4 separate regions of the Homo sapiens genome follow, and regions 1, 2 and 4 are each linked to region 3. Evidence: chromatin loops called from intact Hi-C (ENCODE). Cell type or tissue: CD4-positive, alpha-beta T cell. All regions are shown on one strand. Region 1 holds the start of ABCD2 (ATP binding cassette subfamily D member 2). Region 2 overlaps REDIC1 (regulator of DNA class I crossover intermediates 1). Region 3 holds the start of KIF21A (kinesin family member 21A). Region 4 overlaps REDIC1 (regulator of DNA class I crossover intermediates 1).

What was found. Hi-C counts contacts between places; a loop is a spot of excess contacts. Peaks named below come from ENCODE experiments on the same cell type or tissue, not always from the same donor. Only the 100,000 strongest peaks of a DNase experiment are listed, where the experiment ranks them.
Region 1: it touches region 3 in a loop (4-fold over the local background); 34 of 110 quality-filtered maps call a loop at or near these places.
Region 2: a loop joins it to region 3, with 2.3 times the contacts of the local background. A loop is called at or near these places in 10 of 110 quality-filtered maps.
Region 4: it touches region 3 in a loop (4-fold over the local background); 10 of 110 quality-filtered maps call a loop at or near these places.

The regions. Positions count from the first base shown.
Region 1 is chr12:39,617,062-39,622,061 of GRCh38, reverse strand. ABCD2 (ATP binding cassette subfamily D member 2) reads left to right here and starts at 2,259. Exons shown (of 10, transcript NM_005164.4): 1 at 2,259-3,385; 2 at 4,894-5,000. The coding sequence starts at 2,447. RefSeq lists enhancers at 639-718, 1,948-2,467, 2,778-2,857. In CD4-positive, alpha-beta T cell, no CTCF peak of the experiment used is centred here; DNase peaks (open chromatin) are centred at 571, 841, 1,931 and 2,481; H3K4me3 peaks cover 4,711 bases; H3K27ac peaks cover 3,708 bases.
Region 2 is chr12:39,681,134-39,686,133 of GRCh38, reverse strand. It overlaps REDIC1 (regulator of DNA class I crossover intermediates 1), which reads right to left. Exons shown (of 13, transcript NM_001031748.4): 8 at 2,994-3,523; 9 at 2,650-2,719; 10 at 1,207-1,267. Among named protein-coding and RNA genes, the nearest start is that of REDIC1, 57 kb to the right of the region's middle. In CD4-positive, alpha-beta T cell, no CTCF peak of the experiment used is centred here; DNase peaks (open chromatin) are centred at 93 and 2,833; H3K4me3 peaks cover 1,235 bases; H3K27ac peaks cover 1,860 bases.
Region 3 is chr12:39,440,613-39,445,612 of GRCh38, reverse strand. KIF21A (kinesin family member 21A) reads left to right here and starts at 2,493. Exons shown (of 38, transcript NM_001173464.2): 1 at 2,493-2,686. The coding sequence starts at 2,643. RefSeq lists enhancers at 1,823-1,882, 2,164-2,664, 3,483-3,552 and a silencer at 1,963-2,862. In CD4-positive, alpha-beta T cell, CTCF peaks have their summits at 2,088 and 2,292; DNase peaks (open chromatin) are centred at 2,322 and 3,132; H3K4me3 peaks cover 2,057 bases; H3K27ac peaks cover 1,197 bases.
Region 4 is chr12:39,690,246-39,695,245 of GRCh38, reverse strand. REDIC1 (regulator of DNA class I crossover intermediates 1) reads right to left here. Exons shown (of 13, transcript NM_001031748.4): 11 at 3,134-3,197. Among named protein-coding and RNA genes, the nearest start is that of REDIC1, 67 kb to the right of the region's middle. In CD4-positive, alpha-beta T cell, CTCF peaks have their summits at 2,555 and 2,756; a DNase peak (open chromatin) is centred at 2,845.

The DNA.
Region 1 (5,000 bases), 180 kb before region 3:
TGTGATAAACTCAGTAATGAAGATCATTTAATGCTGAGATGGGTTTTATATTCTAGCACAGAGGTTTGCAAACTTCTATAAAGGGCCAAATAGTACATATTTTAGTCTTTGTTGCATCCACCACTGTGGCTTGAAAGAAGCCATAGACAGAGAGTAAATGAATGGGTGTGACTGTTTTCCAATAAAACTTTATTTATAAACACAAAAATGAGAATTTTATATAATTTTCACAGGACAAAATATTCTTGTTTTGAAGTATTTTCAACCACTTTAAAAATGTAAAAATCATTCCTAGCTTAAGGGTCATATAAAATTAAGTGGCAGGCTAGATTTGGCCCACCAGTTGTAATTTGCCAACTTCTGTTCTAGCTTGATGCATATTTTCCTAAGCTTTTAATTGACTGGAAATGTGTATGTATGTTGGGGGCCAGCTGCTGGTGAACAAAACTGGCTGTAGCTACTGAGCATACTCAGTGTCACTTAGAAATCCCCAGAAGTTTCAGAATATATATCACTTTTGTAAGATTTCAGTAGATACCACAAGCAGAAGAGCAAGCAGAAAGGGAGATTTCCGAGAATTTTAATGAGATGGGGGGCGGGGACAGTGAAGAGCAAAAAAAATGGTTTTTCCATATCCAAAAATATACTCAGCCCTGACTTAAAAAATGCTCTTGGCTGGGCGTGGTGGCCCACGTCTATAATCCGAGCACTTTGGGAGGCTAAGGCAGGTGGATCACTTGAGGCCAGGAGGTTGAGACCAGCCTGGCAAACATGGCAAAACCCATCTCTACTAAAACTACAGAAATTAGCCAAGTATGGTAGGCGCACCCTCGTAATCCCAGCTACTCGGGCTGCTGAGGCACCAACCTGGGAGGCGGAGGCTGCAGTGAGCTGAGATCGTGCCACTGCACTCCAGCCTGGGTGACAGAGAGAGACTCTGTCTCATAAAAAAAAAAAAAAAAAAAAAAAAAAAAGCTTTTTACATTTTCAAAAATATGCAGAATTGTCCTTGACTGTTGAACAATTTAAATCCTCCATTATGGATGTGAAGAATTTTAAGACTCTTAGTTTTTATCAAATAACCAAATGGAAATAGGAAGTAGCCAGTAGATTATCTCTACAGCTAAACAAAACAAACAAAGCAGAAACCTGCAAAAGACAAAGCATTCTTGAAAAATGAAGTAAGGTCCTAGAGAAGCTATTTCCACCATCCAACACCAGCTGAATTCCCAAATGGTTAAACTTTCACTATAAGTGCTACCCCACTCCAAGTAAAAACTACCTAACACATGGGAGTAGTAAACATGAAACATTGCTCTCATTTATTTAATAGTCGTCACCTTGTAAATAAATATGAGTACATCAGATCTCCAGTTATGGGGCTGGAAGATTTTTAGCATAAGGACAAGTAGGATGCAGAGGAAAAAGGGAGAATGGCTAGAGGCATAGCAAATAATTATTTTCTGTAACACGGAAGACTTTTATCCTATTTATTTACAAGGGAAACCCTCGATTACAACTTGTCTATTAGGTTCTGAGACCTTTTGTGAAATCAGACCCCCAAAAAAGCCGGGGGGATCTGTGAAAAACAGATCCAAGTGTATTTGATATTTGGCATTCTCCGGTGTCCCTCCCACTTGTCACTTTCTTTTCTGATCCGTTTCAGATTCATTCCATATCCTTTTCATATTCATTTTATGTTGATCCTCTTGTCCCTCCTCCCTCATTTTCGTGGTTCCTTCTCCCTCCTCGTCTCATTAAAACTCTTGCAAATCTCCCTTTCTGCTTGCTCTTCTGTTTGCGGTAGCTGCTGAAATCTTACCGAAGTGATGTATATTCTGAAACTTCTGCGGGTTTCTAAGTGACATTGAGCATGCTCAGTAGCTAGGGCCGGTTTTGTTCGCTTGGAAATCTCCCTTTCTGCTTGCTCTTCTGTTTGCGGTATCTACTGAAATCTTACCGAAGTGATGTATATTCTGAAACTTCTGTGGGTTTCTAAGTGACACTGAGCATGCTCAGTAGCTAGAGCCGGTTTTGTTCGCCAGCAGATGGCCTGATTCGACCTCTCCAAAAATAGACATTTTAACTCTCTGAACTCCTGTTTAAGGAAGGATGTAATTCGCTTTGCTCTCTCCTCATTTTCAAGGTTCAAAGGGAAGCTGCGAGGATTCCAAGGTCCCACCGCCCTCACAGCCAATGAGGGGCCTGGGAGGGAGGAGCTTGGTGCAGCTTGAGCTTCTGAGAGAATCATTCCCGGTAGATGCAGCGGAGTCTGAGCTCTGCTGCATCTGTCACAGCAGAACAAAATTAAAAACACAACAGTGGAAGAGAAACGCTGCAGACTATGGGACGCTGTAGGACTTTCTAAAACATTTGCTGGGGATTTCTGTGAAGCATGATCTTTTAAAACGAATTCTTTTGGAAGCCGGTTTGGGTAACTGGGAAAATGACACATATGCTAAATGCAGCAGCTGATCGAGTGAAATGGACCAGATCGAGTGCTGCTAAGAGGGCTGCCTGCCTGGTGGCTGCGGCATATGCTCTGAAAACCCTCTATCCCATCATTGGCAAGCGTTTAAAGCAATCTGGCCACGGGAAGAAAAAAGCAGCAGCTTACCCTGCTGCAGAGAACACAGAAATACTGCATTGCACCGAGACCATTTGTGAAAAACCTTCGCCTGGAGTGAATGCAGATTTCTTCAAACAGCTACTAGAACTTCGGAAAATTTTGTTTCCAAAACTTGTGACCACTGAAACAGGGTGGCTCTGCCTGCACTCAGTGGCTCTAATCTCAAGAACCTTTCTTTCTATCTATGTGGCTGGTCTGGATGGAAAAATCGTGAAAAGCATTGTGGAAAAGAAGCCTCGGACTTTCATCATCAAATTAATCAAGTGGCTTATGATTGCCATCCCTGCTACCTTCGTCAACAGTGCAATAAGGTACCTGGAATGCAAATTGGCTTTGGCCTTCAGAACTCGCCTAGTAGACCACGCCTATGAAACCTATTTTACAAATCAGACTTATTATAAAGTGATCAATATGGATGGGAGGCTGGCAAACCCTGACCAATCTCTTACGGAGGATATTATGATGTTCTCCCAATCTGTGGCTCACTTGTATTCCAATCTGACCAAACCTATTTTAGATGTAATGCTGACCTCCTATACACTCATTCAAACTGCTACATCCAGAGGAGCAAGCCCAATTGGGCCCACCCTACTAGCAGGACTTGTGGTGTATGCCACTGCTAAAGTGTTAAAAGCCTGTTCTCCCAAATTTGGCAAACTGGTGGCAGAGGAAGCACATAGAAAAGGCTATTTGCGGTATGTGCACTCGAGAATTATAGCCAATGTAGAAGAAATTGCCTTTTACAGAGGACATAAGGTAAGATAGAAATTAAGGTGATGGGTGAAATGTGAAACTGTTCAAGTTGCCACTGCAGTGCCAGATACCATCTGTTGTCCTGTCGATGGACCCACTTCTTTAGTGTCTTAGATTCCTCTGACATCTAAACCTGAATTAAAATATATGCTTCATTACCCCTTTTAACTGTAACCAGTTAAAGGATTATAGGGTGCAAACTTTTCTAAAGTTTCAGAAGAATAAAATTTGCAACACTCTAAAAAAGTCTACTTAGCCTCAGTTACTCAAATATGCTCAGAATTATTTCTAACGCATTTTCTTAAAACTTAAATCCCAACTTGGTAGGTCATCCTAAAGCACCTACCAGAAGAAAATATATATTTAGAAACTAAGACTAAACATATTTCCACTGAAATGGAAAATTTAGAATGATATTCTTTGTTGTTCCTTTGTTGTCCAAGAGGGGGGAAGAGCCAGGGTTTCTTATAGAAGACATTTTTAACAATTTTGCATGTCTGATCAATATGGAGCATCCCCATTCCCAAGAAGCGTAGGAGAGTGTCTCACAAAATGGCATTTCTACTACTCTTAGTTCATGTTCAGCACTGTACTTTGACAAAATGAAAAGAGGAAGTGAAATGAAATTTTGTCTAGCTTTGAAAAAAAAAAAAAGCTGAAATTAGAGAAGAAATGAGGAGTACAAAAGGAGTTTCAGAATGTTTTTAATTATTAAAGATTTTCAACATTAAGCAGATCCCTAAAACAATTAGCCCAATTATACATACTAACAGTGCATGAAGGTAACTTCAGAATATGAAATGACAGAAATTTTGAAGGCAATGCAATCTTAATTTAAATGACTTGGTGAATAAAATAAAGTATTCTACTGTTGAAGATGGCATGTCAATCACCAAGCAGAATTATTTAATTTTTAAAGCATCTGTAATTATCAGTGTCTTTAATAGCAGTAGCAACCTGAAAAATAATATTTAAAGTAAATTTAGGAATCCTACTCCCACTTGAAAATTGACCTCATATATTGTATTATATCATATTGATTTGTGATTCTTCTTGAACTATTGAATTCAATGATATAAATTATAGTGTGCTTAGACTTCTTGCATAAAAGACAAAATCCAACAAATTGAGTCAGTTCAAAAGTGGAGTCTATACATATATATGTCATGTGTCCATTTTCAGATATTTTTGGTGTAATCAACAAGGACAAAGCTCTAATAATTGTTTATTCATGTCTCATATAATATCATTTAATTTTAACATCTCATACATAAAATTTAAATATCATAACTATAAATTACTTATATGTATTTTATACCTAACATTATGTCCACTGAGTAGCATAAACTTTTAAAAATAATACACATGTGACCAAAACTAAATAATAACTAATACTGGTATTAATCTGCATTTATTGGTTAAGATGCATAGATAATGCCATACTAAAAAAAAAAAAGAATAATATGTATATATCTTTAAAAAAAGTCCTCAACTCTTTTTCCTCTCTATAGGTAGAAATGAAACAACTTCAGAAAAGTTACAAAGCTTTAGCAGATCAGATGAACCTCATTTTATCCAAACGTTTGTGGTACATCATGATAGAACAGTTCCTGATGAA
Region 2 (5,000 bases), 240 kb before region 3:
GGTAGATACACCAACAGCTTGCACCTAGCTCCTGGAAAAGCCACAGGCACTCAGCCCCAGCTCATGAAAGCAGCCACAGGGGCTGAACCTTGCAAAACCACAGAGGCAGGGCTGCCCAAGGCTTTTGGAATCCACCTCTTACACCAGTGTGTCTGGATGTGAGATATAGAGTCAAGGGAGATTATTTTGGAGCTTTAAGATTTGTGACTGCCCTGTTGGGTTTCAGACTAGCATGGGGCCTGTAGCCCCTTTCTTTTGGCCTATTTCTCCCTTTTGGAATGTAAATATTTACCCAATGCTTGTACCGCCATTGAATCTTGGAAGTAACTACCTTATTTTTGATTTTACAGGCTCATAGATGGAAGAGACTTGCCTTGTATCAGGTGAAACTTTGAACTTTTGAGTTAATGCTGGAGTGAGTTAAGACTTTGGAGAACTGCTGGAAATGCATGATTGTATTTTGCAATATGGGAAGGACATGAGATTTGGGGGGCTGGGGGTGGAAAGATATGGTTTGGATCTATGTCCCTGCCAAATCTCATGTCAAATTATAATCCTGAGTGTTGGAGGTGGGGCTTGGTGGGAGGTGACTGGATCATAGCAGGGCAGTGGTTTCTCCTGAGTGGTTTAGCACCATCCCTCTTGGTGTTGTCCTCATGATAGTGAGTTTGTTCTCCTGTGATCTGGTCATTTAAAAGTCTGTGGCACCTCCCTACTCACTCTCTCTTGCTCCTGCTCCTGCCATGTGAGACTCCTTGCTCCCCCTTTGCCTTCTGCCATAATTAGAAGTTTCCTGAGGCCTGCCCGAAACCAATCAGATGCCAGCATCATGCTTCCTGTACAGCCTGCAGAACCATGAGCCAACCAAACCTCTTTTCTTTATAAATTACCCAGTCTTAGGTATTTCTTTATAGCAATGCAAGAATCAACTAATACAGAAGTTTTGTAATACTTAAAAAATGTGTTTAAAATGTCCTCAAGATTTTGTCTCAAATAAAACATGTTAACAGTCTCTGAAAACGTGTTTTTATTTCTAGATCTAAGCTATAATTTCCTCAGAATAAAAAAGTATAAGAAAAAGAGTCCATCCAATAAAAATTAATGAATAAATGTTAAGCTTAAATCAAAGTGAACGTTAAATACAGTAATGTGATATGGTAATACAAACTGACTTAATTGAGAAGATAATGTGAGACTGTGCTTTACCTCATCAAGTCCAAAGTCCCATGACTGCTTAGAGTGCAATTCTTCCGAAGGTATATTTCCCCTAAGGATTATAAATACACAGTATCAAAGTTTGTTGTGTTCCCTCTGGGAATTATTGTTCTAAATTAGAGTTCCCAAACTTGGCTTCAGATCAGAATTATATGGGAAGCTTTCTTAAAAATAAAGATTCATAAGCTCCATGCCAAGGAGCCCACCTATTATGTGCGGGTCAATCTTGGTATTCTATAGTTTAAAATCACTACCTCAAGTAATCTGGACCTGCAGTCAGGATTGGGAACCATGTTCTAAATTGCTTTCATAAGGTACATTTAAAACTCAAGGCCTAACATGATTTTTTCACTCATAAATTTCTAGATATTGGGAGATATAACAACAAAAATACAAATTTGCCAATTTTATGAAATGTTTTGTAAGTCTATGTTTTAATTAATTTGTAGTGCCAATCCCACTAAAATTGCATCTTTTTATCAATCAATATTTTTAATAATTCCACAAGAAATCACTTCCAGAATAAAAATTTATTCTAGTTCATGATTTCCAACCAGAAAGATTTGGCTAAATTGTAATTATTACCAAGAAAGTTAGGACTATTACCAAGAAAGTTAGGACTATTTTAGCTAGAAACTACTAGCTAAAATAAAGTTTTCTTTAGTTACTTATAATTGCAGGTCATTATTCAGAAAAGCCTGGAAGGCAGTTCTCAAACTTTTAAGGAATAAATTTAACATCAACACATAATGGATGAGTGTAAAAATCACCTTAAACTCAGAACATTTTGTACACCAGCTGCAAGAAGAGAAAGAAAAATCTGGTGAAACATAATTGTTTTCAATGTATGGGTAGAGGAGATTGTAATCTTGAACATAGAGAAAACATGGAGTCTCTGAGAGGTAAATGTTGGCAATGAGAAGAGTGCTCTATCCCTAAAATGTACACTGTCCTATAAACTGCTGATATGCTTGCTTATGCCACTAACATCTGAATTCTATCACTCCCTATAGTGATTCTATACCAACCAAGCAAGCAACCTTCCCACTGAGAGCTGTTTGAAAGTAAGAAAATATGCTTTTTCATGTCAATAAGACTTCCTATACATGTTCCCTTTCTATTTATTACTTTAAGTTAATAAATTGACATTCTGGCGGATATGAGTTTCTTGAACACATTAAATCAATTTCCTCAAATCTAATCAACACTAATATTCAGATAAGAAGGTATTTGGGAGCTGGCAAATATGAGCACCACACTCTCAACTGGGGTGATATTATCAACACTGTGACTCCTGGTAAGGCTCCTTTGAGACCAGGTTGCCTGCCCACCCTCAAATGGCAATACGCCTACCTCACTTTGCATCAATTCAACATTCATCATGCATCATACTAGATCCTGATTTGTATTCCCCAGATTTACCTAAAAACTTACATAGAGTTTGCTGGATATTTCTGAATACTTTTCTGTGGTGTCTTCTCTTGGTAATCATTTTCAAATTTTTCTTAAAAAATAAAAGTATGCACCGAGTTAAAAATTTAGCATAGTCTATTTTCATTTTTTAATTCAAAGCATATTCACATGACACGTACAGAGGAAAACCACTGGTCCACAATGTTATATAATAGGAAGCCATTCTATTTTTGGTTTCATTTTCCTCCAAACACATAAACACACATACAAATATATAGATGTGTGTGTATGAATATACAAATATATATACTAAAACTGAAAGAAAAAAAGAATATGTAATTACATTTTCCATGTACAATACCAACCTTTTCTTTCAGAGCTGCTTGGGTAGTAATCGTTCTCAAAAGATGTACTAAGATCATTTCTTTCATTTTTGTTATACTCTCTCTGATACTTCTTGTTTGGCTGACATTTTTCTGGATAACTTGTTTTATTCAAAGTCGAATTACTAAAAGTCAACTCTGGAACTGTAAAAATGTTTCTAATGCATCTGTCAGTGACATGGTTTTTATCAGAACTAGTGACTACACAAGTATCTCCCATACTATCATAATCACACTTGTTAAATGTTTTCTTTATCCTTTGCTCATCTATGTTTAATACATTGATCATATTTTGACTAACAAAAGAGTCACAATTCTCTGATAGAAGGTTAGGAGTAGACTGGTTCACATCTTCAAGAAAATTTGAAACTTCCTTTCCATTTTTCCCCCAAATATGCTGTATTGAGTGTTTTTCAGTAATGTAGTCTGACTGTCTTATTTCATCCGTGCTTCTACAATCTTCATCCATAATTACAGCAGGGCTTTTAGTAAGTAAATTCCTATTTCCTAGACTTTGGGATAAACAAAAACATATTTAGCAAGAAAAGCATGGATTATTTGCATTTAGAAACTCTTACTTTCAATTCTTAGAGGACATATTGAGTTGCTACTAACATTTACCTAGACTATGTTTTTATTTTTTATATTTAAATAAATAATATTGCTTTGGGTGAAAATTTGTCTAATGTGGTCTTCTAATGACTTATTGAGTAAGAAAATAATCTACGGCCAGTTTTTTATTACAACATGAAATGTTAGCATGAGGTTTAATTAAAACATGACCAACCTATAGTATATTTTCTATAATAAAATCTAAAGAATAAACTAGACAACCACTATATGTCATTGCTGTTCCATTTAACCAGAGAAAGATGTTTTGAAGGCTGTGCAGAGAAAATTTATCACCAGTGTTAAAACATAAAATCAAATAGTTATGAGACCATTATAACATATTTTTCAACCTAATATGGATATAAAAACAATTATAAAGTTCCCAAGGAAGAGCAATATAAATACAAATGTGTATATACATAATAAAACCAAGAGATAAGGTGAATTAGATAAAAACTAATTAGATGAGTTAGATAACTTGTAAGTTCTATTCTAATGCAGAAATAATTCTAGGTTAAGTCCAATTTGTGCACAAGAATCAAAGATATAGTGGAAAATAATTACAAATCAAGATGTTTCTTATTTTATTGTCAGTGACTACAAATTTATTTGGAAGTGAGTTGTTCCAGAGGTTGGAGTTATCAAAAAAATTAGGAAAAAAAACCACAGATTGCTAAAACTCTAATAACTATTTTTAAATTATTTATCAAATATTTGATGATCACCTACTCTGTTCCAGGTACTAGGCCATATATTGGCAATAGAGAGATAAAAGAGCTCAGCTTGTTGTTAAAGAGAGAGATTAATGTTTTACCCATGAATGTTCACAGCTCATGATCCTACGTTGTTTCTCAATGAGGGCCTTATTGGTGTTTTAGACAGAATGATGTTATTTTGCTATACCAAAAGACACAGTATATAGTATGCACTAATATACACCATTAACATGAGGAAAATATCTGTTACTCTACATAAAATAGAGGTAAATGCACTTTATAAGATATTAAGCACACTATAAATGTAAATCTTTTTTTATTATTCTTTCAATAGTTTTTGGGAAATGGGTGATGTTTGGTTACATGAACAAGTTCTTTAGTGGTGGTTACTGAGATTTTGGTGCAGCCATTACCCAAGCAGTGTACACTGTACCCAATGTATAGTCTTTTATCCCTCATCCCTCCTCCACCCTCCACCAGAGTCCCCAGAATCCATTATATCAATCTTTTTTGTGTGTGTGGGAGATGGAGTTTTGCTCTTTTCATTCAGGCTGGAGTGCAGTAGTGCAATCTTGGCCCACTGCAACCTCTGCTTCCTGGGTTCAGGCAATTCTCCTGCCTCAGGCTCCTGAATAGCTGGGATTACAGGTGTGTGCCACCA
Region 3 (5,000 bases):
CATTTCATCAAGGCAATATTCAGCCAGAGCTGAGGATGGCCACCACCTTTGGAAGGGGCCTGTGTCTCTATTTTATGATAGTCCTCACCTTTATCATAGTATTCATCTTGCTCTGCTCTTTTGAGCTACCTGCCTGGCTCCTGTAGGCATTTGTGTTTGTGACTCCCCTTACTGAGACATATATGTATACTATTGTTATTTAAAATGAGAACTTTTTTTGGCCAGGTGAGGTAGCTCATGCCTGTAATCCCAGCACTTTGGGAGGCTGAGGTGGGCGGATCACTTGAGGTCAGGAGTTTGAGACCAGCCTGGTAAACATGGTGAAATCCCATCTCTACTAAAAATACAAAAATTACCTGGATGTGTTGGCACATGCCTGAAATCCCAGCTACTCCGGAGGCTGAGGCACGAGAATCCCTTGAACCCCGGAGGAGGATGTCGATGTCGCAGTGAGCTGAGATCACACCATTGCATTCCAGCCTGGATGACAGAGCGAGACACTGTCTCAAAAAATAAAATAGGCTGGGTGTGGTGGCTCATGCCTGTAATCCCAGCACTTTGGGAGGCCGAGGCGGGTGGATCACAAGGTCAGGAGTTCAAGACCAGCCTGGCCAATACGGTGAAACTCTGTCTCTACTAAAAATACAAAAATTAGCTGGGCATGGTGGCACACGCCTGTAGTCCCAGCTACTCAGGAGGCTGAGGCAGAAGAATCGCTTGAACCCGGGAGGCAGAGGTTACAGTGAGCCGAGATCACGCCACTGCACTCCAGCCTGGTGACAGAGCAAGACTTTGTCTCAAAATAAAATAAAATAAAAAAGAACTTTTTTTAAAAAGAGGGTCTTAATTATACAAATTTCTCTTTAGTTTTCTTGTTAAATGTGCTGGGCCATTCTTGCTTTCCTTGCAGCTTTCATCAACAAAAGAAGCAAGGTGGCCAGCCCAGATCCACCCAGATATGGGCTTGCCAGGGCAGGGTGAAATGCAGCTCTGATTTGTTGATGGATAAATTTTGAGGCTAGGAAAGGCCCTCCAAAGAGTAGCCAGAGGAGAGCTTTCCCACCAATTTGATCTATAGAAGGATACTCAGCATCTCTGCCCTCTTTACCTCCCAGTTACATGTCTGTTAAGATTTAGGGGTAGTGAGATTAAGGGACAGAATAAATTTAAAACTATCTATAATTATATACCCCATCGGCCTTCCCATGGGTTTAAATCATCAAACACTTCTTGTTTTTCCCATAGTGTTGCAGCCTTCTCTGAGCCACACTGCTGTATCACTGCTGAACAAGATGATTAGGTATGTGATTGTAGATTGCAGGCATTTGAGGTAGTGCCTTTATTTGGATAGTGCCATTTAATTTGTGATACTATTTCGTATGAAGCCACATGTTTGTTTATAGAGATGTATGGAGCAGTCCACAAAAGATACTCTGTGGCAAAGCTAATAAAGGCTGTTTCCACAGAGCTATCTGAAGGCATGTGGAAGCACAATAGTGACAAACAGAAACCACAATGGGTCAATGTTGAGAGAATCCTGGGATTGGGAGGTGCTTTTTAAAGGCCAGAAGGGAAAGAAAATCAGTTTGGAAGGATTTACTACACAGCAGGTCTTGGTGGATATATTCAGTTCTGGGAACACTTGGCAGTACCAGGGTGCAGTTCATTTACCAGTGTACAAATGATTGAACAGAAAAGCATTCAGGAGTCTCGAATAAATCATTTCCATATCCCACCCGAGCTGGTAAACGGGCGATGAACTGTAGAACAGCCCAGCTGTCCAGAGACAGTGGACAAACCTGGGAGTCCGTTTAGCATGAATGACTGACTCCGGGGAGGGAGGAGGGAGGGCGTTCAGCTGGGGGCTAGGGAAGGGGGTCAAAGTCCAAGCTGCAGAGAGGACAATAAGGCTATGCGTGGGACACAAAGCCGAACCGCAGCAGCAGCTGCCTGGCTCCCGGCGCGCCGCTGAATCAAGCTTCGATTTGAGAAGGGACCTGGCAGCAGCGCGTGCACTAGCTGCTTCCTTCTCCCAGAAGAGCCTGGAAGGGCGCACAGGCTGGTCGCCCTCGGGCGAGGGCAGCCGGCGGCAGGCATCCCTCCCCCTCGCCTCCCTGCCCAGCAGCGCCAGGCAGTGTCCCGACGAGGGCAGGGCGGGGCGCAGGCTGGGGGAGGGCGAGGTGGGGCTGAGCCGCGCGGCGGCGGCTGACGCAGTGCGGGGCGAGGAGCCCGGAGCGCCCTGGCGGGCGTGGAGTCCCCAGCCTGGCCGCTGGGAGGCCGCGTCCCCACCGGAGGGGGCAGGGCGCACTCACCCGGCCGCCCTGAGGCCGCTGGCGGCCTGTTGGCTTCTCCACAGGCGCGCTCGCCGTTCAAGCGCGCTTTGTCCCCGCCCCAGATCCTGGGGGGTGAGCGGTGGAGAAGGGGCGGGCGCCCGCGAGCCGTGAATCACCTCCTCCTCTTGCTGCCTCAGCGCCGCCGCCACCTTTCCATTCAGTCGCCCAACATGGCTGGAGCGCGGCGGAGGTGAGCCGGCCGCCCGCCCGCAGACGCCCCAGCCTACTGCGCCCGAGTCCCGCGGCCCCAGTGGCGCCTCAGCTCTGCGGTGCCGAGGCCCAACGGCTCGATCGCTGCCCGCCGCCAGCATGTTGGGCGCCCCGGACGAGAGCTCCGTGCGGGTGGCTGTCAGGTGAGGACAGTCTGCCGGCGGCGGGCGGCGGGCGGCGGGTTGAGGGCGCGGCAAGGACCTGGCTGTGGCGCGGAGCACCGGCTACCGGGGTGGAGCGACCTGAGGGGCGTCCCGGCCGGGTTCTGCGGCTGAGGAAACTGAGGCAGTGAGTCCCCGCTGGCCTGGCACGCGCGGCCGGGTGCTGGCAGGGCGACTGCGCCGCCCTCACGCCGTCTGTGTTTGCAGGTGGCTGGCGGCTGCGCGGCGCCGGGTCCCTGGGGGGCGTCTTGACTTCTCTGGGGGAAAAGCCCTCGTCACTCCCCTCCGTCCCCTCGCGGGATCAGTCACCTCAGGTCTGGCCGCCTTGGGCTATCGCCTGTCCGGGAGGAGCTGCCTGTGCGCGGGGCTGTGGTGTTCTTTTTTATTAGTTCTAGAATGTCTGTCATACGTGTCCATGCAGCTCCGGCCTTCCCAGGCAGGAGACAAAGCATCTGACTATCAGCGCCGGCGACCGCAGGGCCCGCCGCGCGCCCACTCGGGTTCTGATGTCTGTGCAAATGAGACATCTTTTTCAGCATCACGGGGATCTAGACATGCCCCCGCGTGTGGGTAGAGGAGACAGATCTAGCCTCTTGGGTGTTGGAATGGGAGTGGAATTTAAGGTAAAATCCACTGGGGAGAGGTCTACAGAAGGAGGAAAACTCTTTAGCCAGAGGAAGGGTGAAATGGGTGACTGTGTGAAACATACTGACATTAGGCAGGGTGGATACAATGTAATCGTAACGTTACCCAGGCCAGGGTGTGAGTCTGGAAATACTAGGTACATCCTAGTATTGAAATTATATTTCGGCCAATGACAGGCACGAGTATTCGATGTAATTTCGGCTGTTTTGATACTTATCAAGAAGGAAAGCTCTGATAGTTGCTCATGGAAAATTGCAACATCATCACACTGTGTGAAAAATTAATGAAGCATTCATCCTAGAGTAAGTGCGTGGCTTTCACAGCTCTGAGAGTCTACTGTTAATTCACTTCTCCTTATTTATGCTTTAAGGATTATAAAAATAATCTACACTCCAAGGAATTAGGAACTATTAACAATCTCCCAGTCTTGTAGTCTTTCCAGAAAATTATTCTAAAAATTCTCCCCTCTAAACATTTCTATAGTTACTATTTTAGTGACACATCTTGGGTCAGGCATAGTAATGGCTGTTTCGTATACTTTGTATCTTTAATTAACTTAAATAATAAAATGAGTTTTTAAGTGTTTTTTTTTTTTTTTTTTTTACCACCCAGGGAGGTGACAGTTTTATGACTGGTTAGAATCACCTGTTATAAGGCTTTTGAAGTTTTAATTAGGCCTTCTTCGTTATTCTAGGGCTACTTATCCAATTGTTAGATTAGTCTGTTTCTCCTATTCACTGCTACTACCTCTCTTTTGGCCCTTTAATACCAGTTAATGACTGCACCAGGGTGGAGAAAGGGGAAGGAAAAAGACAGAAAACCCAATAAGAGGCAATTTTGTTAGGAGATCTGATCAAGGAAAGTGAAGAAGGTGCATAAAATATTACTGAAAACAGACAATTTGTCTGTTTTTAGACGTTTGAGATTTTTATATGTGAATTCTCTAGACTATCACAAGGCAGTTTGTTGACCATTCTGTTAAATCCGATGCTTCTTTGCCTGTAGAGCCATGGATGACCCTAAAGTGATGCTGACTGATAAATAACTTGTATTTTGTTTTGGTGTGTATGTTAGGACTTTTTAGGTGAATGAATGTGGGTTTGATTTTTGGGGAAAGGCTTTATAAAAACTTCAACATAACTTAGTAAGCCATATTGTAAAGATTCAATTTGTTGAATTCAGGATTCCTTCCTTCCTTCCTTCTTTCCTTTCTCTTTCTCTCTTCTTTCCTTTCTTCTTTCTTTTTTTTGAGATAGGGTTTTGCTGTGTCACCCAGGCTAGAGTGTCGTGGTGCCATCATAGCTCACTGCAGCCTCAACCTCATGGGCTCAAGCAATCCTCTAATCTCAGCCTGCTGAGTAGCTGAGATCACAGGCATGTGCCACACTGCTTGGCTAATTTTTATACATTTTTGTAGATATGGGGCCTCCCTATGTTTCCCAGAGTGGTCTTGTACTCCTGGGCTCAAGCCGTCCCTCCCAAATTGCTGGGATTACAGGCATTAGCCACTGCGCCTGGATAAATCGGGGATTTCTTTCATTAAATACATTGTTCTCTGAACAGAGCTACCTTGTAAACTTACTTTATATAGGATAAAAATAGCTTATACTCATATAGCACTTTAGTATTTATAAAGTGTTTGGACTTATAT
Region 4 (5,000 bases), 250 kb before region 3:
AGACAAAGTCCCCTTTACTTTTCTCTCTGCTTTTTTCAAGTGAAAAGTCTTGTCCTATAGCCATCACAGCTGGAAATGTACTCAGGCCCACCTGATGCCACCAAGTATCAGAGTCTCACCCAAGGCCCTCAATGCAGTCCCTGGGCATCACTGATGGTTATTCAGGGCCCCAGGGCTCCTCAGTTAGCAGGTGATGAATCTTGCCAGGATTGGGTCCTTCCCTTCAAGGATATAGGTGTCCTTCTCACCCAAGGAGTGTCTAGAAATGTCATCTTGGAGCTAGGGCCTGGAAAGGGGGCATCATGACTCTGACCAGTGCCCTATCTTACTGTGGCTAATCTGGTATCCAGGATGTAAGATAAAGTCCTCCCCACTATTCCTTCTCCTCTCCTCAAGCAGAGGGAAGGGGTCTATTTTGGAGCTGCAAGCTGAGTGGTCTGGGTTACGGGAGGGGTGATTGCCACACTCCCTTAGCTGCCCCAGCTGGTGTCTCAATAGAACACGTGCCACCCCCAGTCCACGGTCTCTGGGCCTAGTTCAGCACTAGGACTCACCTAGGAGTTGCAGTTCTTGTGGCCTAGACTGCCTTTCAAATTTACTTAGAGCACCAGAGCACTTTAGCCCATAATAGGAGGGCTTATGCAAACTCAAGTATTGACCACTAGGATCAGCAATTCCCCTCTGGTTAGGGCTGGTTTAAATATTCCCTCCATGGGTAGGCATCAGCTGAGTTTGGTCCAATTTTGCTTTCTGTTATAACAAGATAGTGCTGAGTTCAATGCCTCAAAACTGCTGCACTGACTGTCCCTCTCCCCAGTACACAGAATCACTCTCCGCACCATGTCGCCACTCCCAGGGAATGGAGGAAGGGTGGCGTCAGTGACTCAAGACTGTTTTTCCTACCTGTTCAGTGCCTCTTTCAGTGATATAAAGTTAAAACCAGGTACTATGAGTGCTCTTATGCAGTTCTTAGGAAGGTGTTTTTTTGTGTGTAGATAGTTGTTAAATTGGTGCGCTTGCAGTGGGTGTCTTCTATTCAGCCATCTTGTTCCACCCCTCATCTACATCTTTCTAATATATAAGGATCCCTTAAATACCAAGAAAAAAAATGCCAAAACCCAAGGGGGCAAAAGATATAATAGAGAATTCACAGAAAAAGAATCGCAAATAGCCAATGAGCATTTTTAAAAGATGCTCAACTTCACACAGAGCGAAGCGCAAACTAAAACTTCTATCTATCCGTCCCCCTGTGAGATTCAGAAAAATTCCTAAGTTTGACCACAATCCCTGTTGGTGAGGCTGTGGAATAAAATGTACATTGCTATTGGTGCCAAATGGTGACACAAGGAACTTGGAAATATATATATATCAAAATTGAAATTCAGCAATATCCATCAAATACCAGCATATTTCTCCTTTAACTTAACAATGCCACTCCCAGAAATTACCCTGAAAATGAACCTCCACAAATAAGAAACATTGTACAAAATTGTTCACTTACAGTATTTGTAAGAAAAATATACTGGAAATAGCCCAAATGTCCATCAATAGGGCATTGACTGAAAAAACTACAGTTCATGCATGTAATGGACTACTAAATGGTCATAAGGATGAAGAAATACCTAGCACTAACACAGAGGAATCTATAGGAATATTTTATTAAATAAATAAATTCACTTAATTCTTTTATAAAATATTCTATATTACATTTAGAATGAGAAAGGCTGGAAACTAAGACTCATGGGTATTTACGTGTTTATATATTTTTAGGATTTATTTTTTTAAAAATGGACTGGAATGAGAAACCAGAAAGCAGAAAAAAAAAAAAATACTCATGTTGCAGAAGGAAATAGGGCAGGGAGGATAAGGATAGAAACCAGACTAGTATTTTACATATTCAAAAAATTAAATCATTAAAGGTTTCAAGGTATTCCATCAGACTAGATAACATGAAGGACTATGCTAGCATAGAATACCTAAAAGAGTACCAGATCGACATGAAACTTTGTCTGTAAAAAGACAGTACAGAATTAAAAGATCACTCAAACATGAAGTATTTGCTACACACAAGCCTACAAGCAGTCAGTATCCAGGACACATAAAATATACATAGGAGATATAGACATATTAAAGACACATTCCATAAAGAAAACCAAACTTCAGAAAAGGAACATGAGCAAATGACATTTCATAAATGAAACATTGATGGCCAATTAACCTAATTAGTAATCAGAGAAATATAAATTAGAACTACAATGAGCTATCAGATTACCAATAATGATAAAAGACTGAGATATTGTTGGTGAAAACATGTAACAACCAAGACTGTTATCCCTTGCTAAGAGGGGTACAACTGGAATAACCATTTAGGAAAATAATTTAGCATTACCTTGAAGATGCAAAGAAGTGCATATCATATGAACTAGCAATTCTACTCCTAGAAATATATCCTAGAGAAACTTTTTATACATGTGTGCAAGGAAAAATGTCAACAATACTCCAAGTAGCATTGTTCTTCATAGGAAAATATTCAAAACAACGTAAGCAAAATATTCAAAATAACCTAAATATCCATTGTTAGAAGATACATAAATTGTGATATATTCATACAGTAGAATGCTGTATAGCAGGAAAAATAATAAATGTACTAGAGCTACAAGTATCAAAGCAGATGAACTGTAAAATATAATATTGGGTGAAAAAAAAAAGCAAGTTGCAGAAAAATATATAGAGTTGGATCAATATATAGAAAGTTCAAAATAAAGCAGTTAAAAAGTCTGTGTTATAACAAAAAACAAATTCAAGGAAATAGTTACCTCTAGAGGGCAGGATATGAAATACAATTGAAGAAATCTTCAAAAGTATTATGTATTGTTTCTTAAGCTACCTAGGGAGTATGAGGGTTATCTGTTTTATTCTTATTTGCTAAACTGTACCTATACATTAATGTACTCATGTATATTTAATAAAATATAAAAGTAATTTTAACGAGTCAATTGCATTAGTAGTACTAAAATATCCATGATATATATTTGTTGGCAAACATCTAAAAAATCACTTCAAATTTAACTGATTTCTATTTAATTGTTAGTTTTTAAAATAGAGTAAAATTAACTTATACAGTTATACTGACAGATTTTCTTAGTAGATATTCGCTTGCTTTTTAAAGAATATATTCCTCCTTCTTCCATCAGAATCTAGGAGAAAACCAAAATGTTAACAATTCCTAAGTATACATAATAATATTCACTTATATCTACCTTATTTACACTACCAATTCATTTTATAGTACTTTTCTTTTACATTACTTCAGTTCAACATGGTTTATTTTTAAACCACAAAGAAAAATTAGCCTGTGGTAAACAATAAAATGAAATTTAAATTCGTTAAAAAACAACAAGCAACAGAATAGACACTTGCCAAGAAATGAATTACTGAGAAAAAGGAAAAGCTTCAGGTAATCATAGTAAATGCAGCTGAAGAAAGACAAACATATTAAGGCAATTTGGAAATTTGTTATTCTTTATTTAATTTCCTAAGTTAGATCATCAGTCGTTTATTATCAGGTTTTTTAAATAATAAAAGCTCTTAGAGGTATAACTTTCTACAGAACACACTATTGGTTTTGGTTTCCATCACTTTCTATGTAATTTGTACTTTATTTTCATTTCCTTTCTCTAACAAAGCAAACGAACCCTGAGTGTTTCTTTATTTCCAGGATGTTAAGGGAAGTTAAGTATCTCTTTTTAGTTGATTTCAATTTTATCAAATTTTGATTAGAGAATGTACCCATGAATCTCTCCTTAAATAAATGTCTTAGATTTTCTTTATGGCTTACTATATGAATTATGTTTGCATACATATCATGGGCTTATAAAAATTTTTTTCTATACATTCTCTGTTGGTAGGATATAGAATTTTAGATATATAAAATAAAGGAGAAATTGTCTAGCTGCTTCCCAAACCTGACTCCCTTTTTCTTGGACATACAGCTAGACTGTATTTCCCGGCCTCCCTTGGAATTGGTTTAGACATGTTACGTAAGTTCTGGTCATAGGCAGAAGTAACGTAAACTACTGCCGGTCCTGGTCCATAAAAATCTTCCCCACAATCCTCCACTTCCTTTTCCTTTCTTCTCTCTGGTAACAATAAACTGGGAGCCACCAGTTTAGGGCCTGAATAACTACATGGAGCAGAGCCCCTTCCCTAACCCCTCTATCTTATCATTTAAAAATCTTTTCTCTTCAAGTCATGACACATTCAAGCCCCAAACTTGCAAGAAGAACACAAAACTTTCAAGAAAGCTATGTAGACCCCACGGCAGGCCTGCACTCCAATACCTACTTCAGATCTGTTTGAGAAGGACAGCAAAGATCTTCCTAAAGGACAAGACACTAAGTTATTCACAAATGTCCTCCATCCTCCAGGATGGCAAGCCTTGCTATGGATCAGAAAATCTGCATCTCCTATTTTTCTCTTTTCCGAATGGGCTTTTTATTGCATTTATATGGTCTTTGCTCCAATAGTATATATGTTTTCTTAATGTATGTATTTTGCTATCTGTTTGCTTTCAACCTTTATTATATTCTAGATACGTTGCTTATAACCTATATTGATTTTTTCTTAATAATTTGATATTCTTTGAATCTTGAAAAGAATTCATATTCAATATATTAATTCATATTCAATATGTTAATTGCTATCATATTCAATATGTTAATTGCTAAGTGGGTTTCATTTTTAACACTGTATATAGAATTGCTATTTCATTTCTTCCCATCTTGATCCGGTTTCCTAGTGTGACATCATCACTCTTGAATTTTGTTCTTCCACGTCTCCACTTCTCTGGTGAATACGTTCCCATGTTAACAATTGTATTTTAACTTTATTCCTCTACTAAACCTTTAAAATTAAATAATTATACTCCTCTAATACTTTGTTCTTTCCTATTCTCTCCCACTCCCATCAAAGGCTCTTGAGAACACCACATGTCCCCATCC